3 separate regions of the Mus musculus genome follow, and regions 2 and 3 are each linked to region 1. The links are chromatin loops, found by intact Hi-C in ENCODE. Cell type or tissue: left cerebral cortex. All regions are shown on one strand.

The links. A loop is a pair of places that touch in the nucleus more often than their neighbours do. Peaks named below come from ENCODE experiments on the same cell type or tissue, not always from the same donor. Only the 100,000 strongest peaks of a DNase experiment are listed, where the experiment ranks them.
Region 2: it touches region 1 in a loop (3-fold over the local background); 2 of 42 quality-filtered maps call a loop at or near these places.
Region 3: a loop joins it to region 1, with 9 times the contacts of the local background. A loop is called at or near these places in 6 of 42 quality-filtered maps.

What each region holds. Positions count from the first base shown.
Region 1 is chr19:23,294,747-23,302,746 of GRCm38, reverse strand. Mamdc2 (MAM domain containing 2) reads left to right here. Exons shown (of 14, transcript NM_174857.3): 14 at 1-138. It overlaps Gm24263 (a small nuclear RNA gene), which reads right to left and starts at 6,418; the gene lies at 6,312-6,418. Gm41821 (a long non-coding RNA gene) reads right to left here and starts at 2,817. Exons shown (of 3, transcript XR_877770.2): 1 at 2,356-2,817; 2 at 1,904-2,171. In left cerebral cortex, a CTCF peak has its summit at 3,629; DNase peaks (open chromatin) are centred at 2,539, 3,139 and 3,645; H3K27ac peaks cover 1,443 bases.
Region 2 is chr19:23,754,120-23,762,119 of GRCm38, reverse strand. Apba1 (amyloid beta (A4) precursor protein binding, family A, member 1) reads right to left here and starts at 3,244. Exons shown (of 13, transcript NM_177034.3): 1 at 3,029-3,244. In left cerebral cortex, CTCF peaks have their summits at 3,030 and 3,746 (motif pointing right); DNase peaks (open chromatin) are centred at 2,829, 3,470, 3,737, 4,856 and 3 more places; H3K4me3 peaks cover 3,865 bases; H3K27ac peaks cover 2,101 bases.
Region 3 is chr19:23,958,049-23,966,048 of GRCm38, reverse strand. No RefSeq gene overlaps it. Among named protein-coding and RNA genes, the nearest start is that of Gm34076, 44 kb to the right of the region's middle. In left cerebral cortex, CTCF peaks have their summits at 4,333 (motif pointing right) and 6,837 (motif pointing right); DNase peaks (open chromatin) are centred at 4,349, 5,534 and 6,874.

The DNA.
Region 1 (8,000 bases):
TCCTCTCATTAGCAATTAACTCATTACTACATTATTTGTCTTTATCAGAACATATCCATTATATAATTGCAAATTCTAATTTGAAGCTCTATTCTGCCATAATTAAATGTTTTAAGTCACCTTATCAGTGACATTACTACATACTTTCATGTAATAATTAATATATAAAGATTATTTTATTTCCCATAATAATCTCAATTTCCCTAAATTTATCTCTGGAATTAAATTCTAAAGACACAACTTTTCTTTTAGCTTTTAAAATTAAATGTATTTGTTGGGGAGTGGTTCTGGCTTTCACTTAAGAGTCTGTTCTCTGAGTAGACTCATCCAGCAGTTGGTGGAAACAGATGCAGAGACCCAAAGCCAAACAACAGGCAGAGCTTGAGAAGTCTTGTGGAAGAGTGAGAGGAAGGAATGAGGGAGCCAGAGAGGTCAAGAACACCACAAGAAGACCTACAGAGTTAACTAACCTGGGCCCACGGGGGGCTCACAGAGACTAAACTACCAAACAAAGAATATGAATGGGCTGAGCCTAGGCCCCTTACACACAGGTAGCAGACCTGCAGCTCTGTTCTTCATGTGGGTCCCCTAACAGAGTAGGGGCCTGTCTCTGAATCTGTTGGGAGTCTTAGATCCCTTTCCCATAGCTGGGCTGCTTTGTCTGTCCTCAGTGGGAGAGGATACATTTAGTCCTGCTGTGACATGATATATCAGGGTGGGTGGGTATTCGCGGGGGCGGGGGGGGGGGGCTCCACTTCTCTGAGAAGAAGCATGAGGGGAATAAAGGAGGAGGATGGTAGGATGGGACTGGGAGGAGAAGAGGGAGGAGGCTGCAATCCGGCTGTAAAGTGAATAAATAAACAAATTAATGGGGAAAGGGGAAGGAATAGGCTCTCTCCTTCTACCTACCACACGACCGAACTTGATTTGGCGGGTTTATCTGCAAGTATCTACATGTACTGAGCCGTATCACTAACCAGGACACAGAATCTGTTGTTGCTTTTGTGTTCTTGGTGCCCAGAAACAAAATCAAATGAGCAAATGAATTTAATCTCTCCCTCACCCCTGAAATGGAAATGTTAGTAGCATTTTTCACAGATGAGAAAGCCAAGCATCAGTACTGCGGATGTAGCTCAGTGATAGAGCACTTGCTAAACAGAGCAAGGCCTGGGCTTTGATCCCAAGCACCATGAAGACAACAAAGTGAAACAACAGAATATCAGAAGGTGGAAAGTTACTTAGGACTGCATAGCTCTGAAGTGGCGGTAAAAGTCAACTTCTTAGCTTTGCAAGGCTGTAAATCCGCTGGCCCCATCTGTGAAGAACACCATGCCTCTCTGCATGCCACACTACTTAGAAAATAAAAATACTCAGCCATACAAAAACCAACATCCCTGGGTTTATAGAGGAAAACTAACTTCATTATGTAATAAGACAGGATTGTATTAATGAAAATTTTTCCTATGATTAATTAGACACTGAGGTGCAATTGGATTTTGATGTACATTAGGCATCATAAATCCCTCACAGCATTGGTTCCACCTATAAGTATATTACATTTGCTGAATGAAGGAACGAACACTCTTCACCCACAATTATCTGAGTTCATAGTGAGGTATTTGTGCTGTGTGACAAATGAATAAAGCATTTCTCTGGCATCCTTGACAGTGACATAAAGTCTTCCGTAATCATTCCAGCTAACATTTATTGAAGACCTACTGTTTCCAGAGACAGGCAAAGATGTCGTCATAGGCATTAACTTATTTAATCCTAACAACAACCCGTGTGTAGATCCTAGCAGCAGGTTCATTTTCTAGATAAGGACATTTAATGTTTTCCAGATCAGCAGTCAGTGCAAGACCCGGGTTTGAAACCTAGCCTGTTGCCCATCCTGTGTTCTAACCTTCTCTAAAACAGCCTCCTCAGCCTGCTAGCTTCTCCCTCAACTCCATCAGCGATGTGGATGATAGAGTAGCCGAAGGTTCTTAGCTTCCGTCTTCTAGGGTTTATTGGCTATACAAATAGCTCCAATATGGGGCTAAGGAGGTGGCTCAGTCAGCAAAATGGTGCCCTGCCACCATTAGGACCTCAGTTAGGAGCCCCAGGCACCTTGTCAAAAAGCTTGATGTGGTGGCCACTCGATGAGCTCTAGGTTCAGTGGGAGACCCTGTCTGGAAGGGAAAAAAAAGAGAGGAGTGGGTTAGTGGGTTGGAGAGACAGCTCAATGGCTTAGAGTATCTTTTTCAGGCAGCAAGGAAAGAGGTAATTATTACTGGCAGTTGCTAAGAAACGACTGCCGGGTTTTTAGTGTCCGTTTTAGAGTCAAGGAGGTGGAAAGTGAGCGGAGTGACTCACCTTGCCTCATTTGTGCTCCTTGCAGGTTTCATGCTTCACTTTCCTCTCCAGGTTGCCTTTAGCATTTGACTATATTCAGTGTGGATGGAAATAGAGGCAGATGTAAGCACAGCTTCCGTAGTATCTCCAGGTTTAGCAGTGCCCAAGAGGGAGGCACACCAGTTACTAGGTGCTACTTAACCATTTAATCCCAGTCTCTGCATTTATCCCAGTTCTCGGCAGCACCTAAACACCCAAGCTCTTGAAATAGAGACAGCTTTCCCTGCAGATTGGCTTCCCTCTTATGATTCACCATCTGCAATGGTGATTATTTATGTAGAGAGGGGAGGAATTGCACAGATATGGAAAACGCAGTACCTCTGATGTGAGGTCTGGCTTAAGATGGAAGAACTAAGTTCAGAGATGATAGCTTAAGATACCTGTGCTCTGGGCGTCTCAGCAAGCATGGAGGTTACAAAGACATGCACAGATTAGTGAAGACAATGGGATATGAGACAGCCAGCACAATTTCAAGACAAACGATGTGGTCACGTGCTCAGACTCCAGGGGAAAGCCCAGGAGCGGCGTCTGACAGTAGAGATCCACGGTGGAGCTTTCCAGAGGTCTGGATGCTTTTGTGACTTACTCTTGGAGGGATAAGACTTGGCTTCCTTGATGTCTCATCCCTGTGTTTCCCCATACAACCAGAACTGGGGAAAAATACGTTTTCATAACTAATAAGTTTTCTAATACGACTGGATTTCTGGCATGTGGATCTCTGTAAAGACATAGCACATACCAGAAATTAGGCCCCCTGCTCATGGATTCTGGATGCCTCCACTCAAATTCTGACTCGGCTCCTTACAAACTGGACTTGAGAGTAAGTCTTTTTTTTAACCCTCTGGATCTTTTTCCTACTTTGCCAAAAGAGATAAAGTAGTTACTATGAAGAATAACAAAAAGTAATAGGTGATAAGACATAGCAACACACTCCTGCTGTCCCAACACTTGTGGGGCTGAAGAGAATCACAAATTCAAAGTCATCCTTGGTCCTGTAAGAAATTCAAGGTGGCCGGTGCTAAATAAAACTTGGTCTCAAAACAAAGTGAGGCCCTCAAAATACCCAACAACAACAACAACAACAACAACAATGTAATACATACAAGAACATAGACACATTAAGTTTTGGACACAAAAGTCTTCCCAGTTTATGTGATAAGGAATTAGTAAAATTCAGTTATTTTTGTGTCTCTTTCTGTATAAGAAAAGCATGAGCTTAGAGTGCCATCTTAAGGATAAAGCAGCCATAGAATCCTACCAGGTCACCTTCCTTTTCTTTAACCAGTGGCTAAGCAAGGTCTTCTCCTTCCCACCGATGTGACTGACTGTAGTTCTCCTGATTTGTACATTAATTCCTCAAAAAGCTTGTGCAAAGTTAGACTTCTTTACAGATCCATCTTTTTAAAAAATTATCACCTAATTTAGTTTTCATGAGCTGTGTCTGGATTATTTAATTGTTCAAGAAAAGCACTTAGTTTATCACAAATGTGCACATGGGTTCCAAATACCAGAAGGAGTATAAAAGGTCGCCTTGGAGGTCTATAATAATTTCGTTGGTCCTTTTGGTTGTATACTACTTTTTAATCTGGATAGCCCCTCTTCTAACACTTCATAAATTATTAGACTGCACAATGAATGATTGCATATTATAAAATATGCAATGGATTCAAATCCAACCAAAAGTCTCCTAAAAACAGTTTTTAAATAAGGCAGGAGGGCCAGTTAGATGGCTAATCAGATAAAGATGCTCACTGCTAAGCCTGATGAACGGAGCTTGATTCCCAAAACCCACATGGCAGGAGAGAACAACGCCTGTGAGTTGTCAAGTGACCTCCACGTAAGTGTTCCCATGTGACGTGGAAATTGCTGGTTTCTTTGGAGACTCAGTCTTGTCATGTGATGTTTCTCTGGAAACTGTCTTATGAGAGGATGTTTTTGTTGAAGCAGACACATGGAAGGATGGTTTGCTAAGAACAGACATGTGGCAGGGTTGTTTGTTTGTTTGTTTTTGAGGCAGCCTAGAAAAGGGGCCTATGATGTTTTGCTAGTGCAGATGCTTGAGAGAACATGAGATGTTTGGAAAAGATATAAATCTAGCCCAGTGGACAGTGGATGAGGCTCGACGGTGTTGGTATGCCTTGCCATTCTTTACTGGTCATTGTTTGGCTTTGCTGAAGCTGTTCTTCGCTGAAGATACCAAGTGGTATTGGTACACCTTGCCACACAGCCCAGAAGGGCAACTAGAGATATGGCCACTGCTGCTGCATCTTGCAGTGCTAACCCTGCAAGGGGGACGACAGCTCAGGGCTGAAGTGATACCTGCATGCCCAGTGAGCATGCAGGGCTGTTGGCACTGAGGGCAAGGAGGTATGCAGTTGCCTGGAGTTTATGCAGATCCTGCCTTCCAACCCTCTGCCCAGCCACAAGATGAGCCTGACCCTGAACAACAGCAAGACCTTTGAGATGAGTCTCAGAATAATACAGTATTTATGGCACTTTAGAAAACAGAAACCTCATTGAATCAGACCAATGACTCATTCCAATAAAAATTTGTACATAAAGCTGCTTGGGAAAAGCAATATATACTGTGTGCGACGTGGCAATTTGCAACGCCACTTTGATGGTGAATGTTTGATGGAGAGTTAGGAAAGATGGGTGAACGAATGGCATATATGCTAGAGAGAGGTAGAAGACTCACCAAGGTAGAGATTTGGTGGCATCAGCAGCAGGTATGGGGGTGCACATGAGGTGGACAAATGAGCTTGTCATTGTCTGAAAGGACACATAAATCCCATTTGTCTCCATTTAAGGATCAGACCTGATTTCAGGGGGTGGGGAAAGAGGCCATAAGGTACCAGTTCCAGGAACAGACCATAAAATCCAGAAACAAGGTCATAGCCCACCCCCCAAAGAACAGCCTGGGGAAAACCACAAAAATAGGGAAATAGCTTATCTCAGGATGGGCCATCTGTGCTGGGCAGCCCTATCTCATCCTATTGTTAAATGTTCATGACATAAGAATGCAAACCACTGACCACCTGGTACCCCCTAGCACTCACCAATGAAATTTTAGATTACCTAATCCTAGAGAGTCCCACAGTTCCCTATAAGAAGGCCTGAGTGCTCTTGTCTGGGGTCACCATTTTGGAGAATGGTTGACCCCGCATGCTAGATGCTTCTTCAGAATAAATGTTGTTTGTCTTTGCAGACTATCTGAGTCTGGGGTCTTCCTTCAGTGATTTTCAGACCCTTACATGCACAGTAGAACCAGCAGGGAGGTGTGCAATAGCCTAGAACTCACATGGGCTTTGCCCGCCAACCCAGCAACAAGCTGCTCAATCACACAATCACCCTGGCTCTGAGCAAAAGCAAGATATACACACGAGTTGAAGAAAGGTTCATTTTCTGGATGACATGTTGCTGTCCATAGTCTGTGCTGCTGCTGGAAGCCATGTTAATGTCTGTGATCCTTGCTGCTGCTTATTGTCATAGGTGGGAATACTTCTTCTGCAGTGATATCAATGACTGCAGACTCAAAATTGAGAATGAAAGTCATTTAAGGCTTCTGAGGAAACCTCTCCCCCACCAAAAGGAGGGTGGGACAGTCCAGGCAGGAACCCATTGAATAGAGTCCTTAAAACTTGTGATAAACACGCTGAAGCATAGCTCTTCACAATTGATGGCTTCTGGCTGAGATGGGGTGGGAGGGGTGGGAATGGACTCAGTTATCTTTAAGGGGCTGGCTGCTGGGAGCTTGACCATGCTCCAATGAGTATATGAGCAACACAAATTAGACTTAGTGTATTTGTGGGGGGCAGGTCATAAGAGTAGGAGGTGGATCTGGAAGGGATGGAGAGCAAGTATGATCAGGGGTATTATATGAAATTCCCAAATAATCAATAAAAATATTGTTAGAAAAAAATATGAACTGCTTCACAAATTTGCATATTATTCTTACATAGGGGCCATGCTAGCATTCTCTTTACTATTCCGGTTTTTGTGCATGTGCTGCCAAAGCAAGCACAAGTTAGAGCCAACCCTTCTAGGATGTATAACCAACCCCCTGGGCTTAATTTCCAACACGGGAATAAAAATGTTTTTATTTAATTAAAAAAGATAAAGTACAATAAGTGGCATCCAAATGTTGGTAGCAAACAATAGCTGTGGAATTGACCTAAAAACAGAAAGAAAATTATGCCTAGAAGTGGAAGCCCAGCCACCTTCCTGGGGCAAGTGAGGTCATGGGCATTAGAAAAGTATGTACTGCCAGTACTTGGCTAGACCAGTACATTTCCTTACTAAATTCTAAATCATATCTTTATACATATCGTGTAGCTACCACTCCTCACTAAATAAGACTCTCTTGACAGCAAGTGGAGACCATAACAGAAAAACCGTAACTTGATACAGTGCAGAGGTCAAGGGATCATGGAGAAGCCAGCCCCACCAGGTACATCTACATCATAGTGCCTGCCATTGTGGCTCAAGGAATGTTCTGGAAGAGAGGTTAGAAAGATTATAAGAGCCAGAATATTACCACATTTTTGTGTGTGTGTGTGTGAGAAAATCTTCCCCTAGGAATGGCTGAATAAATAAGACAGGAATAATGGCAATATCAATAGATGTGCAAATGTGGAATGGAGCAAAGCTACCACAGGTTCCAAAAAAATTATAGGCAGCTAGTGACCGCTGAGAAAGAGAGAAATAATCTCTCCCAAAGATAAGTCCTGTATTTATTGGTCAGCCCTGAATATATATATATAGAAACAACAAAACACAATTCCAGTGGGTTGTATTTATATTGTGTTATGTTGTACATACATACATATGTAAGTAACAATGAAAGAAAAGGAGGTTATCAAATTGAAAATTGAGGAGTCATGATATTCTGGAGGGACAAAAAGGAAGGGAAAATGATAATGACTGATAAAGTTAAAACTTCAGGGTTGACGACATGGCTCAGGAGGTTAAGGAGCTTGCTGCCAATTCTGCATGAATTGACCTGAATTCAACCCTAAGAACCCACATAGTGGAAGGAGAAAATCAACTTCTGCATAATAAATGACAAGTGCTGGCACGGAAGTGGGAAAAGAGAGAGAGTCTAATGAACCGCTAGTGGGGATATAAACTGATGGAGCCCCTATGGAAATAACTGTAGAGGTTTCTCAAAAACATATAACAGACCTATCATAGGATCCAGCCATCCCAAACTAAGGCAGACAAGGAAACAAAGTAGGAACTACCTTACCATAGGGACGTTCACATACACCAATTGTTGCGCTATTCGCAAGAGCCGAGGTATGGGGTGAGTGTTTGTTCTCATTTCTTCATGACTGTCATTCGGACTAGAGTGAGCTAGGATCTCCAGGCAATTTTCTTTTTCCCTAATGCATGAGGGTGTCAAACAGTTTCTTAAAATATTTATGGGCCATTTGTACTTCTTCTTTGAGAATCACTTGTTCAATTTATGCCATTCTTTGGTTTGGATGATTTGGGGCTTTAATTTAAAGCGTTCTTGTTTTGTTGGAGGTGCTTAGCTTTTTAAGTTCTGTATAGATATTAACTCCCAGTCAGCAGTATAGTTGAGCCAGTCTTCCTCCCGCCCT
Region 2 (8,000 bases), 460 kb before region 1:
AATGCTTTTAAAAGTAAGCAAGCATTCTTTCCATGGAGAATAAGAGACACCACTGAATTTAGCAATACTGAATGCTCACTATTGCGAAATTTAATTAGCTGTCAAAGCATAATTATACACTCATACACAGAGTTCCTCCTTGCTGGGTGATGGTCATTCACTCACATCAATCTCTCACATTGCCTTCATAATTCTACACCCAGCCTCAATTTGCCTTTGCCTTTCCTAAGAGATTATAACCAGGTTCCTTTCTTCAGAGTCATGCCTCCGCCCAGTATGGTCCACCATCTTGATGGCTTTATCAACCTAGCCTCCTGCTTGAATCTCTTTTCCTCTTAATGGACTCATTTCCCAGGCTTCTGAAGTCAGCTTCCGTCCCTCTGCTGTGCCATCCCTTTGATGTATCACCCTCTCCTCCACCACCCAACTTATTCAAGCACGAGTCTGTTTCTACCACTCGATGTTCTATTTTGTCTTCCTTGCAGCATAAAAGCTCAGTTTCCCCCGTGGCACCATGGTTTATCCCTTTTTGGCCCTGCAGGTCAATTTTCAAATGTCCTTTACTTCCAAGTCTTCTGAAAAGACAAACTTTTCAAAGGGAGGCTTGCGGTAGAGGAGAAAGGCATTAAAGCTGCTTTTAGGGAAGAAGACGAAGAGGCATTCATGCAAAACAAATGGCTTGCTGCAGGCTGCAGGGAGAGGTGCAGCCATTTACCAAACTGAATTACAGATCTCAGCTGTACCTTTAACCTCACCGGGCCAAACGTTAGGAAAGCAGGGCATGGCATTTGAAAAAGTCTCTCATTTACATGAGAAAGGAAATCAGAAATTCTCAAGTCATCAATTGTGTTTGTATGCACTTCTTTCTCTAATCAGGCTGTTTACGTTGGTAATTTCTAATATTCTTGAGTTTTCTTATAAGAAATTTACATATGTGGTTTTACTTGCGTATACAGAGATGATAACTTTTTTTTAAAGTAAAGAAACCTAAGCCTCTTAAGTGACTTACATCCATCAGAATGAGATATGGCCAAAGCATTAAGAGAGTTAAAGAACTAGGATTCTAAATTCATTTTTATAAGTCCTTTTTAAAGTCTCGGATGAGATCCAACAACCTCACATTAAAATTTCAGAAGGCTTGGCTTGAAGGATGCGGGGAAATTTACTTTACACTCATAGCTTCCAGCATAGTTGGTCCACATGTCATCATTTGTTTTAAAAACAATAAACGAGAAGGAAAAGTCATATGTAGATGGCCTTAGCTTTATTATTTTCAATGTACCCATGGAATAACACTTTATACTTTGCCCAAAGAATAAAATTTTTAGAAAAAGAAAGAAATCTTTGGTGTCAGTATATCATACATTTATTTGTACATCCTTGTGATTATTTCAAGCTTTTCAAAGAGGCCCAGTGCAGCCCATTTGGGTTCTGACAGCAATTCAGTAGAATTTAAGGTATTATAACTAAAATATGTCCCAAGCAGGTGAATCCAATCATATGACATCAGTAAAGTACTGGGCTATTATCATAAAGGTGCATTCACTCCTATGGATATTGCAGGAGAAATACAGACTCCAGGGAACCAGGCGGCAGTGGACACGCATACGGATATGCCATCTCTAGTGCTTTCCCTCTCTACGCAACCCTATCTTTATTACGCAGAGAAATTTAAGCATCTATAGACTCTGCGTGCTTTTTCTCTGTCTTGGTTCCTAGACATCATTGGAGAGCCAAACATTTGCCAAATTTCCTACGAGTGAGCTGTCCTGGGAAGGAAATCGGGGACTTCACTGACTGGAGATCTTATATCCATGGGTCTCGGGAAATTTCAGTTCCTAAATGGACCTTCTAACCATTGTGAAAGCCGGGAGAGTGGCTGTCACTAGCATCCCATTTCCCACGGAAAAACACCCAAGAGAATGCATGTTGGGGCACTCTTTTTTTTTTCCTTGTTTTTTTTTTTTTTACTTCCCTTTCAATCTTGTTCTTGTATTTTTAAAGCCCCCACCTTCTTTACACACCTCAAGAGTTTATTCTAAAAGAATCATTGCAAAGACTATCCAATCTTCAGCTAGAAGGTTTTCAGTACTTATATATGGAAGGGAGTCTGGTGATAAAAGTTGTGGGAACGGGAGAGGAAGATGACCATTAAACACCCTCTTCTTGGGGTTAGACAAGAGATAAACAATAGAAATTGCAGAGTCAGGCAGTCAATGAGAGGCTGTGAAGTGCCAAAGAAAGCGCCCTTCAGAGCCAGGGACACCAGCTGTCTCAAAAGGTGTAACCATTATCCTGGTTTGCTGCCATGTGCCTCAAAGCAACCGCTCACTTCCACATCCCCGTGTTAGGACGTTAGGGAAAGGGGAAGCGAGAATCCGTACACCCAGCCACCCAAGAACAGTAGCAGAACAGAAACTGTTCTTAGACTTGCAGGGTCAAAATAACCAATACTGTCCCACAGTGTTAGCTGGCGGCATCAAGTCAGGAAAAGCAGATCGCTGGATGTGGGGCGCAGTTTTGAGAGCGTGGATCCAATTGCACGCTAAACACTCACTCTTACACGGGATTTTACAAACCCGGCCTTACCCTACTGCCTCCCCTCCACACTTCACACACCAAGTGCATCCTGCCCACCTCACGGTTTCCATCATCAGTCAGCCAGAGAGGAGGGATCCTAGCGGGGATTCCTGGAAATGTCATCTCCCCCTACACTTCGGATCTGCCACCTCCATCCCCTCTGCTATCACACACACACACACACACACACACACACACACACTCCTTCCGTGACTGTCATCAGGCCCGCTCTTCCCAAAGCCGGGTATCTCAGCGCGCACCGGACGCCTGGCATCTCTCTAGTACACACCCTTCCCCCGCCTCGCTAGCTCCAAGCACTGCCTCCCTGGATGTCGCCTGCCGTCCCTGTTCATCCGCACTATTGTTCCACGCTTCACCCCTAGCTCCCGGGATCATCCCTCCAAAAGGACCCGAGCTCCGTCCGGGGCGTCGGGCGCCCGGCACTCACCCAGCCCGCCCTGGCGGTGGTACCTTGCCTGACAGCTGGGTCCGCGGGCCCGCGGGAGCAGGCGGCGCTAGTGACAGCGACCGTGCCAAGCCTGGGAATAAAGCTGCTCTCCAGCTGCTCCCGCCTCCAGCGCCACCATCTTCCCCCGCCGCCACCGGGACCGCAGCCGCCCGCGCCCCGCTCCTCCGGCTCTAGCTCGGCAGCCGCTCGGGCCCCTCCGGCCGCGGCCCCACCCCCTGCTCGCCGCCCGCTCGCCCTCGTGACGCGCGCCGGGGCCGGGCGGCTGCGACTGACGGCGGGGGGAGCGCGCGCACGCCGCGTGCAGCAGCGCCCCTGCCTCCCACGCCCACCCGCGTGCGCGCGCGCGGCGCGGGCCCGACGCGACAGTCCAGCTCGGGCGCGCGTGAGCGTGCGAGGGGTCCACAGCCGTCGCCGTAGCTGTGCGCGAGTCCCTCCCTCTCGTGGCCGAGAGCCTGGAATGGACTACGTGGCTGCCTCCCGCGGGGACACAGGGGGACCTCCACGGTCCTCTGTCCCAGGTCCCTAACGCTCATCCCCGGCCCCGTCTCTGCGAATGGGCTCTGGTCACGCTTAGGACACACTGCCGCGTGGACGGCTGCCCGTGTCCTCTTGCTTAGTGACACGCAGTTTTCCCGCTTCCCGGGCCTGAAAGCCAAGAAAAAGCTTGGAGCTTGCAATGCGGCGCTGCGCTCCTCGAGTGGCCGCGAGGGGGCGCCCGCGTGAGCTTGAGAGGAACAAGCTGGGCGTCTGTCTGGCCGCCCACTGGGGGCGCTGCCCAACCCGCCCCACCCAGAAAGCGTCTGGAAGGCGGGGTCGGGAAATGGTCCACTTGGTTTCTCGATGCCCGTTGCTAGGAGCTTAAAAGAGTCTTCCAGACGTGCAGAGGCAATTCGCCTGGTATATGATTAGGTTCTCTGGAGGGTGGGGACCCTGAGCACTAGGGACCAGGTAGCAGGTGTTGTGACTTAATGAAAAGGTGGACTGGCCCCTGGGCGGCGGCGGGGTGGGAGTGGAGGGGCGAGGGCGGGGCTGGGTTCAGGCGCCTGGGTTCAGGCGCCAGCTCCATCTGTAATAGGCGATTCCATAGCTACATCCTCCCCCCTCTTTGGGACAGAGTTCTCAATTTAAAAATTAAGGGTCATATTCCCCCGAAACCTTATAATTTTCAAGTCCGTCTTAGTATGCATATTCTCATCTAGTGAAATGAAGACAAGCCTTCCTTATCTGACCTAGGGAGAGATAAATCTATCATTATACAGTATTTCCATATTAAGCACAGTATCTCCAGAAATATCTACGGGTGTAGCCCGAGGCATCCTAGAATTCTTGTTTAGCCTTAAAATTCACATGAATTTCTGCATTCTACTTCGTAATTAGTTTCTTGGCTTTGACAAAGAAAAGTATAGCTTCTCCTGTCCCCCCAGTATCTTTTCATAAAACTTAAACATATACTAGAAATAAGGGCCATTGTTGTTTTTCTTGTGACAGTCATTCCCTATTCATCTTGTCAGTAAAACTACCCTCTCTGGTGAAAGCCAGATAGGGTCCTCGTCCCTCCAGAATTCATAGCACCCTGGGAAAACTACACATCAGAGAACAACTGTGAACTTTCCAACTGCCAAGGTGCAGGGGTATCTGATGTTCCCTGGACTGCCTGAGGAAAAAGCCTTTCCAGGAGACCAGTTAGAGGAAGGAAAGGTATCAGAGCCCCCTAGGCAGGACTGAAGCCCAGATGCCTTAAGCAGGCAGGCAGCAGCCATAACGTTGACTTCTTCAGGCACACACACACACACACACACACTGGAGAGTGATGAGAGTTGAGATTGATCCAGCAAGACCAGGGTGGGGTTCACAATGCTGTTCCTGAAGCGCTCCCAAGGCAGCTCCCCGGGAGGTGGGGGTGGGGCTCTCAGAGTCCAGGGCAGGACTAATTTACTCTGTGTGTCTGGTGAGCGAGCGAGCTTGTAGGTTCGGTGTGTCTTCTGGCTCTCAGCTCTGTTAGTCTTTGCTTTTGCTTTCCTGTGCTCCCCTTTGGGGGGCGATGGATGTCAGAGTAGGCTTCTGCAGTCGTTTCTGTTTCCTTCCTGGAGATGGACCGTAGTTTTAAGAAGGAAGCTAGCTTATCTCGTTAAATTTTAGGTTAAATAAGAGAGTATAGATAAAAGAGGCTCATTTTAACGCCATGATGGATAATCTTCGCCAACCCTGACAGCTCTAGAGTTACTTCAGAGATCTCGAGGAAATTAGGAGATTGATTGGACCGAGCAGGAAGACTCACCCTAAATGTGGGCAGAACTTTTTTCACAGACTGAATCCAGCCTGGGTATAAAGGAGAAATTAAGTGGAGCCCAGCTTTTGGTTCTTTGCTTCCTGACAAAGGACTCATTGAGACCAGCTACCTCTGCATGTAGCTGCCTTGCCTGCTCCTCTGTGGGGGACCCTTCTTTCCTTTAGTTTTTATTGTCCTGCATCTTTTCAGCAATGCCAAGGAAAGTGAGGAATACAGATGTATCAACTTGCTAACATTTGATTTGCTAGCTCATGTTTTTCAGCCTCACTGTGTGTCATTGGGTGATCTTCCTACCAAACCATGAGTGAAAGAAACATTGCGTTAATAATACTTTATCCTCAATCTTCTACTACAGGGCCTTGGTGCAGATTAAAGGCAATGAGTAAAGTCACTTAGCTAACATCACTATAATGGCAACCATTTGTCAAAGGTTAATAACTGGAAATCTTCCTCCCAAGGAAAATGTAAACATCCTTTTTCCTTCTGGATGGTGTCTTTGTGCCTCCTCTAGCAGGAAGCTCAAACCACGTTTGTAGTTCATGGTAGGCAATGGATGGGCCCATATGGCATTTATATTACACCCTCCCTCTGCGTTAGTCTATCTATAGATTCCCTGAGTCTGAATTACTGGTCAGTTTTTACCTTATTATTGATATTCTTATAAGTACTTCAAATATTTGTATCCACCTTTGCTATTAACAAGAGTCAACGGCTATTCCCTGTTTCAAAGAGCAAACTGCCAGCCATTGTAGCAGGTAACAAACAATATGTAGATGGGATGCCAAGTGACATGGGCCTAATTTAAAGCCTTATGCCCTGCTGCTTGTGCATCAGAAGTCTGTGTGTATCAGGTTAAAGCCTCATATTTAAGAAACATAGGCGTGCCTTGCTGTGACTCAGGGATGGTGAGCCTCTCCAGTACCATTTCTGAAGTCCCCTGCTCCATCACCATGTCCTGAGCCCACCTCGCTTGCTGTCCAAGTACTGTTTACCACTTAAGAGGAAAGCAAGGGGTTCAGGAAGGGTTTATTTACGTAGGTTTCTTTTTGACAGTGGAAACCTTAAGGTTACAAGATTCAGTAACTCCATTCATACTCCACAGGTATTCGAGCATGTCGTTTGAAGTTTGAGGTGTCTCTAGACAGTCCAAATTGCGTACGACTCTTCTAACTGTCCCTTGATTTTGATGTCTTCAGGTGACCAGTGTCTTTCTGTCTCAGTCTTTGAGTTTAAATCTTAAAAGCGGAAGCAGTATATAGGTAAATCACACAACAACCCTTTGTAATACACTTTTCCCTGACTTCAGTTTTGCTAGTGTTTGATAGTTAAACAACTTATCTAGTTACTGTAAAATACAGATTTTTTTCAAAGCATTTAAAAAGTATGAAGAAAATAAAGGTACAGGCTGTACGCATCTTAAATGTCTGTAGACTTGCCTTTCTACACCAGTTCTCATCTCACCAGCCTTCCTTCACTCTGGACAGAAGTCCGGCCTTGCTACAGAGCTTCACTTCTTTACTTCCCCAGTTCTTAAACAGGTCAAGCTCACTGAGTCTCATCCACTGTGCCCACTATGAGTCCAACCATCATTTTGTACTGTAATTATGTTTATCTGACACACTGAGAGAGATGCCCCTGTGCTCCGTGTAGTAAATCCACTCCTAGGGAATGTGGCCAGAAGAGGGCGGGTTTTACAAGGTGCCTTTCTGCACATGCGCAAAGTCATCCTCCAGGGTGACAGCCTCAACTAACCTCAGTCTATCAACTCCCAGGCTTGCCAGTCACTTGGTGGTCTGGGATCAGCAAGAGCAAACTCCAGATGCCACTCTAGAGAAGGGCAGAATGAAACAAAACATTAGCTTCCTCTGTTCACCTCTACTTGTCATACAGAAAGTCAGAAGCTGACGCTTCCAGCCCGAATCACCTTGCTGTGACGAAACAGCTGTCGGGGAAGTCTCACGTTGGCTCACAGTTTGAGGTGACATAGTCTTGTCCTTGCAGGGAAGACATGGCAGCGCAAGCTGGTCACACGCTGTCCACATTCAGTGAGCAAAGATTGGTGGACGCTGGCGTTCTGGTTGCTTTCTTCCCTTGCCCTCTTTTGTTCAGTGTGGGCCCCTTAGACCATGTTACCCCCTACTTCAGGATGGACTCTCCCTCTTCAGATGATTGTCTTTGCAGACACAGTCAAAAAAGCGTGCCTCACAAATGCCCTAGGACATGTCTTAATCCTGTCCAGTTGGCAGTGGGAGCTCACTGTCATAGAGCCACAACTGAATTGGAACACAGCCAAAATAGGTACAGTGATCAGTGTAATGTTGTACAGACGTTAGAGACAGAGAGCTGGCTGCGGTGATGCATACCGATAATCTCAGCTTCAAGGAGGCGGAGTCAGAAGGAGCTTGAGTTCATGGCCAGCCTAGGCTACACAGCACCTCCCTTTTCATATGGCAAAACCAACCAACCAACCAACCAACCAATAAAAAACCACCAAACTCACAGATTATATTTAGAACAGCATAAAGATTCTGTTCCCATTTTAACAACAGCAACAAAATTGATCATTAAATTGGGTAGATGAGCATGCCCCATGGTTGACCTCTGGAAGGAAGATCATAGGTTCCACCCAACCTGAGCTACAGAGTAAGCTGGAGACAGGCC
Region 3 (8,000 bases), 660 kb before region 1:
TATAGGGTTGCAGACCCCTTCAGCTCCTTGGGTGCTTTCTCTAGCTCCTCCATTGGGGGCCCTGTGTTCCATCCAATTGATGACTGTGAGCATCCACTTCTGTGTTTGCCAGGCACTGCCATAGCCTCACAAGAGACAGTACACTGTGGAGGAGCGTTGATAGTCCTTTTCCTGATCGTAGAGGAAAGATCCCTGATACTTTCTTACCTTTTTATTTTTAGAGACAGGGGCTCATGTAGTCCAGGCTGGCCTTGAACTTCTGAACTCCTGGTCTCCATGGCCACCACTTGTCAGGCACTGGTGTTACAGGCATGTGTCACCATGACTTCTTTAAGCAGTGCTGAGGATTGAGCCTTTCATACAAGCGAGGCGAGCACTTTACCAGCTGAGCTACATCCTAGGCTCCAAAGTATATATTATTCATATTAAGATGGGCCCATACTATGATATTAATGGGTTTCTATTGGCACAACTCTTGAATTATTGAACAAATCCCTCTAATTTGTGATGCATTATTTCTTAATGTAATGTTGGACTCTGCTAATATTTAGAAAATTCCCAATGGTATTTGTCAATGGTATTTGTCTGTATATGTTTTTTTACACTGACTTCCTCTTGTTTCCACATAGATATTATATTTGCTCTATAAAATTAGGATGTCTCCTTCCTTTTTTTTTTTTGTGCTCTGAAATACCTCAGAGCATTGGAATATCTGATCTTTGATACATTGATAGGGATGGTAGATTTCTTGTTTAGGTTCTTTTGTGGGGGGATAATTCTTCGATACATGTCTGTAATTGTGTAATATATATTCCTTCCACACCTGCTGGTACGTGCTTCTTAGGGCCTTCATTTCGGGGAGACTCCTGTGTCATTTAAACTTATATTAAGTAAACTTGTATAGTTTGATTTGTTTATTTATTTATATTTGTCTTGCTTATGAGCCCATGTATGATGAAGAGTTTCACCCCCCCCTAAGATTTCTTTTGAAGCCCACCACAGTGATACTGGGTGCCCAGAGGCACTTAAGGATTTATCCTTGCTGGGGTTTGTCACAAAGGGCAGTTGGGAGTAGGACGCTGCTGTCCTTCAGAATGGCCCAGACAAGCAGCTGCCTGCATTTACACACTCAGCATGTGCTTTCTGATATCAGTCGGGCACAATCCCAGATACTGGGTGCTATGGTTGATGGAACTAAGCAGCGAATTCCGACAAAATCAGAGACCGTGCAACAGGTCTGTGGGAGGCTTCCTAAAGGGAGGGGTAAAGGGAAACAGCTGCCTCTGGGAGAAGGAAGGGAAGTGGGGAGGAAAAGTGAGGCATTTTAATTAGGGCTGTGGCACATGTGCAGGAGGAGAGGCTATAGAGGACGAGCGGCAGAGGCAACAATGGGAATATGTCATCTCTGGAGAGCTAGTGATGACCGGTCTTGCTGTCACCAGGGACCCCGGGGCTGACCATGAAGGTGCCTGATGGTCCAGGTCCTTCAGGGCTGGCAGTGGAGATGCCTGACTGCTAACGGTGGTGAGTGTGAAAGGTTCCCTGAAGTCTCATGTGCTTGAACACTTAATCCCCAGCAGGGCCAATAGCCTGGCCCCGGAGGGTTGGGTCACACAAGGAGGGCTTTAAGGGTATATCCACTCCTGGCTCTGACCTATACTCTGTTTCCTGTTATCTAGGTGCTATAAGCTCACCCTTGTCCCCACACCGTTTCTCCAGGCCTCCATATCTGCCCTGTAAGATGGACTGAAATGTCCTTGAGTGGTGACCCCAAATATACCTTTACTTTCCTAAATTGCTCCTGTCTGCTAGTTTGTCACAGTGATGGAAAAGATAAAACACAGGAACCCCTCATCGAGTGGAGGACAGAGGATTATGTGTCACCAGTTCGTAGGTTCTCTCCTTCGACTAAGCAGGGTAGGGCTGAGGGTATTAAGGAGCCAGCAGGGTGCTGTAGGTGGGGAAGGAATGTTGTAGATGGTAGTAGTTGGTCCTAAAAAGGGCAGTCACAAGCTGTGGTCAGATTCAGGTACCCCTACAATCCCTGTATACCAAAGGCGGTGCTGCTGACCCAGCACCAGAAGTCTCTGTTGCTTCTCTGCCTTCCTGGCCAATTGATGACTCTCCCCAAACACTCATGTTACATAGATTGCCACGATGCTGATGCAGTGGGCCAAGAAGTGAACAAGACAGAGACTTCATCACCCATACAGCACTCACAGAGTGACAGGGAAGAGATGCAGAGAGCAGATGCCTCAATTTAATATACTCAGCTCTGGGAAAGGCATGTCATGCCACTTGGAGGTGGATGGGGCAGGGTGTTGGTAGAGGTGGTGAGTAGTGCATTGTGGGAACATCCTGGAGTCTGAAGAGGACTTCTGCTGACAGTCACCAGGTAGTTACTGAGACTGAAGAGCTGTTTGGAGGACCGTGTGGTCCCAGGTATCTCCAGGAATCGCAGAGGCTGGAGCTGGACAGAAGTTGGAACCAGGCTTGGGGTACATTAAGGCCTGGGACTTCATCCTGTCTGTCCAGCCAGAGGCCTGGGAACTAGTACCTGCAGTGAGGTTCCAAGTGTGAACAACTGGACTCTTCTTGCAATATTATTACTGAAACCTTGAGAAAGGTTTGGGATTTAAGAACCAAAATATGAATTGCATACAAGATTATCAAAGAAATCATCAAAACTGCCAAATATCTAGCAATGGGGCAGAGGGGTGTTTTTCTTTAGAAGTGTAATAGTAACTTTTATTTGCCAGATGTACTTGTCATCTCAGAGGCTTGCTGCTGAATAAGCCCACCCTTTCTAGTTCTCTCTGAACTCTGGCTGGCTGGTTCAACTCAGCTGTTCTGGCTCAAACTCCTCTCCTAGCTGACTGATTGAAACTGGCTCCTCTCAGCTTTTGACTGAACTGCTCTGCTTGGAACGACTGCTTCATGAACTGAACTGCACTGACTACGCTGTCTGCACAAGATGAACAGAACGGCACAAACTCCACTGAACTCCACTGCACTGAACGGAACTCCACTGGACTCCACCGCATTGCCTGAACTTAACTGACGTCTCAATTACTCATCACTTTTCAAACACTGATGCTTCTTTCTACTAACCAACCTTACCTCCATTATTTATGATTAAGGGTGTGTGTACTGAGGCCCTGTCTGTATTCTACTCAGAGGAATTAAAGTTATGTTTATATTCCGGCCAGATCATACAGACCCAGAAGGTCTTTGGATATGATCTCTTGCCAGAGCAGCCATGTTACTGGATTAAAATTCCCCTACAAGAAGTATCTTTATAGCTTGGGGTGTGGCTCGGTGACAGTGCCTGTCTAGCATATTTGAAGCCTGGGGTTTGATCCCTAGCAAGATTTTCTTTTTTTAAAAAAATATAAGATAGCATAATAAAAGCATTAGAAATGTTTTCAGATAATTCCCAGTGAGGCAGTGAAAGGGGGTTTAAAAGGACAACTTTATATTTAAAAGTGTGAAAGGAAGCCTGTCTTAGGCCACTAGGGTTCTGGATTCTCTTTGGATAGTGAGGCAGTCCATGGTTGTGTGTCCCTGCCCCGCCCCCTTTTCAGTTTCCCCAGGTATGTGGCTCTGTATTAGTTTTCTGGTCCCTGCCCTTAAACAGACTCCTTCATCGCCTGTGCTCTGACCACGCTGCTCTGGCTTCCTCAGTGTTCTTTAAGCAGGCTGAGGACCTGTTCCTGCCTCAGGACCAACCTCCGAGCCAGCTGCTTTGTATCTGGGTCAGCCTCACAGAAGTTGCGTGCAGGGTCATTGCAATACGCGTGGTCAGCGATCACACGGTTGTTGCAGCAGGAAGCAGTTCAGCGCCTGATGGGGAAGCAAGGTCAGAGGACAGGGAGACCAATTTCTCCTGAAACCTTTGGAGTATCATTGTCCCACATCCTCCAGAATGCAACCCCAGGTGAATGTTGCACACCTCTGAGTTGTACAAATCGTGAGTGTCCCAGGTCAGGAGAAACACACGCCAGGGTTAGATTGGCGGGAACTCTGAAAACCCAGTGGCGGGCCACGGTGGTGGAAGGGATGTTCTGGAATGTGGGCAGGGTTGCTGGGAAGCCCTCCAAGGGTCTGTGTTCCAGCTTGATAACTTTCTTTCGCTGCTTGATTTACCTTTTCATGAAAGTATCTCGAAAGGCAAAACAATCGAAGGGGGAGGGGCTTTCTTCCTTGCCACGCCCTCACCTGCTTTGGAAGGATAAACCAAAGGATCATCAGATGACTAGAGAATTGAGGACAATAAAAACACTGCGTGCTTGCCTTCATCTGGAGTACTGTAGCATTTTGCTGTCTGCCACCAGGTGGCGGCAGAGTACCACAGTTTGACCCAACGACCCAGGGTGGGGATGCGGGGGAGACATAACAGGACCCAGTGACAGGGAAATGCCTGATCTACCCGAAGCTCCTGCTGTCACTCATAACACATTTTTTTTTAAGTGAGAAATGAAATAGAAAACAGGTTTCATCCTATGCCTTCCTAGGTGGACCCCATGATCTAACTGTTCCAGGCCCTCTGTGCTTTTCACGGCAGAAAACACCCTGGTCCCATCTCCCGACTCACTTCTTCAAATTTACCTGCATTTGGGAGCTCCCAGATAGAGACTTTACCTTATCAGTTTTGTTAATTTAGACAATTGCCAAAGTTGTCCATCAGGCCCTGATGTGTGTAAGTCTATGGTGTAAATTGCTGAGAGTCCTTAGCGATGTGGGCATGCTACTGCACACACACACACACACACACACACACACACACACACACACACACACCAGGGGCTGGGACCCACCCGATGCGGAGTGCAGGAGGCATTGTGTCCTGATGATGCTGTACCTTTGTTACCAGCGATTTGCTTTGATTGTGTGTGTGTGTGTGTGTGTGTGTGTGTGTGTGTGTGTGTGTATGTCAGAGGTCAGAGATTGATAGTCACTCATAGGCTGTACTGGCTGGACATCGGGTCCCTCAGGAGCCTGTTGTGTCTCCTTACTGCTCTGCTGGGTTTACAGGCCTGCCCTGCCATACTGTCACCCTGGGGCTTTTAATGGGCCCTGAGGATAGGACCCAGGTGCTCAGGCCTGCAATGCAAGTCCTTTATTAGATGAGCCATCTCTCGTGTTCATGAATCAATTTTTAGTAATAATTGTATCCAACATTGTTTCCTGCAGGGGATTCAGAGCTGGGTGCCACACACCATGGGCTTGGGCTGTCCCCACGGGAGATTACACACCCAACCCTCTGGTGAAGCCACCAGGACACAGTAAAGGGCTGTGGTCATTTTTTTAAAGACCAGTGTCCCTCTGGAGTCAGTGAGGTGGTGACATTCCACAGCTCTTTTCCTTCCGTGTTCTCTTCACTAGGAACCAGGGCTAGCTTGGGGGCATGGGAAGGAAGCTGCCTCTCTCGCTGACTGGGAGATGAATGTATTCCCTTCAGCTTCTCTGGTGGAATGGTCTGTACAATTCTCCTAGGGACTCAGACCTGCAGGCAGCTGCATTCAGTCTGGGCCCTTTTAATTAGCAGTTCAGCGTCCTTGGCCCACTGCCCTCTGGAGGATCCAAGCCTGTTTCCTTAACAACAACAACAACAATGGGAGGAGGAGGAGGAGGAGGAGGAGGAGGAGGAGGAGGAGGAGGAGGTTGCTGTGGCTGCTGTGGGGTCCCAGGTCTGTCAGATGGGAAAGGGTGGAGTGTGTGACCAGTGAGGGGCTCATCTTTGCAGAAGCAGGCGTTGTTCTTTCCAGCTTCAGGTTCTTGGAAGCAGACTTCGTGTGGGGAAGGTCCTGTATCTGCTGATGCCCTATAGCACGGACCAAATTCCTTTTACAAATGTTAGGAGCTGGGCAATGGTAGACGGTATGGAAGGATGCCAGGTCAAAGCTATTTAGCGGGTATCAAGGAGCATAGCGTGCTTGGGCTGGCTGCCTCTGGCTTCTTCTATTCCCTCCTGTGCCTGGGTTCCTCTGGCGGGTGTGTGGGAGTGAGGCACTCCCTATGGCTCAGCCAAGTGCCCCTGTACTGGCCAGGAAGAGACCTGTGTGAGGTGTGACCTCTGGCCCCAGCAGGGCTGGCTGCCCGAAAGAAAAGCTGAGGCCATGAGGAGAGAGTGGCATGGAGCTAACCACTGTGCCCACCCCTTCTGTGGTAGGAAACTGCAGGAGGGGTTTGCTGTAGTACACCTGGCCCGACACTCAGCAGCTGAGGGGTGTGTGTGTGTGTGTGTGTGTACACATGTGTGCATGCTGATGGCCATGCAGCCTGTCAGCCAGCCACAGTGGGCATGCACTGCCATTCTCCTGACATTACACAGCCCTGATTCTGATTAGCTTCCCAAATCTCATTTGCTCTTCTGTGCCCAATCTGAACTTGGGAGTCACAAGGGGAGAATTCTAGGAAACAATAGTCTAAATTTTAAGTCGACTCGGGGAATTCTACTGCATTCTTTTTATGCTGCCGTGTGTGTGTGTGTGTGTGTGTGTGTGTGTGTGTGTGTGTGTGTGTGTGTGTGAGTTACTCAATTACTCACCAGGCTGTTCCAGGGCTTATGTCTTTGGATTGTATGGTCTCCACTAAATGACTTGACAGACTCCTGGGTAGTCTATAAGCAGGGTCACTGTACTGCAACCAGCCTGACACTAGGGCTCCAGGATCTGAGCCTGCTCTTAGCCTCTGGGTTTGCCGAGTGGAGTCCCAGCCCTGACTCTGCCTGCAGTTGTAGTGTCCTCATCTGGAATGATCCTGTGGGTAGGGGAGGTCTATAAAACTCCTGACTCCTGCAGCTGCCCACCGGGAATCAGGAGCAGTTGTGACTTTTCTCTCCTTATTCCACCAGAGGGAGTCATATCTAGTGTTTGGTTTCTGAAGCCTGGGGTTTCCTTGAGAGAAAGCAAAGGAGGTGCTGGGGAGAGTTGAACACACACGCTGAAGCAATTAGCAATTAGAGATGTGTGCTTACAGTTCCTAGGTCACCTCCATCTGCCAAAGCCACCCTTTGCCTGCCAAGCTCACTGCGGTCACCGGAGTCAAGCGCTGTAGGGAGAGGCTGGCTTCCTGGCCCTCGTGTGTGCTACTCTGTCAATGTGGGACACCAAGAGTCCCCTCTCCAGTCTCAGAAAGGCCCTTTCTAACGAATCTCCATAAAATAACAACCACCAAATTTACTCCATGCTAAATGAAGAGGTTTTAAGTTGTGGTAGAAGATATGGAAACATAAAATGTTTACCACTTTAACCACTGGAAATTTAAAGTTGAGTGAAATACATTAAACATAATTTGCATTGCTGCATGTTGAACTTCATTCAGGACCTCCCATGGGCAAGATCAGTCTGCCGCTGAGCTGACTACCTGGCCCGAGCTGCTGTGTGTGCGTGTGCTTGTATGTGTTCCAGTGTTAAATGTATGGGTGGGCATGCACACATGGAGACGTGTGGAGGCCAGGGGTCGTATCAGCAAGTGTTCCCCTCAATTACTCTGCAGCTTATTTTTTGAGACAGGGCTCCTCAATGACCCTAGAGCTCATAGATTCAGCTAGACTGCTAGCCAACAAGCCCGAGGGATCCTCTCTCTTCACATCCCCAATGCTGGAAATAGACTTTTTACCTAGTGCCAGGGACAGAACCCAGGTCCATTATGCTTATGTGGCAAGCACCTTATTGGCTAAGTCTTCTCCCTCAGCCACCTTAGTTGTTTTTAAGTGAGAGGTTTAGTAACCAATGTAAAATACACAATTAACCCTCAGGGCTCACACAGTCTGCAGAGTCTTTAAAGAAGGGATCACTTCGTATCAGGGGACCGAAACCCTAGGAGTGCATTTGCATTCAACATTGGAGGAAGGTTATGTTTTCTGCGTGCCTTAACGTCTTGTTCATTAACAAAATTAACCAACCACTTTGCTTCCTATAGGTGATGTGTTTATAAAAAAAAGATAAAGAGAAGGGGGATTTGTTCTATGGGGGGGTGGTGGTGAGGTATGGGGC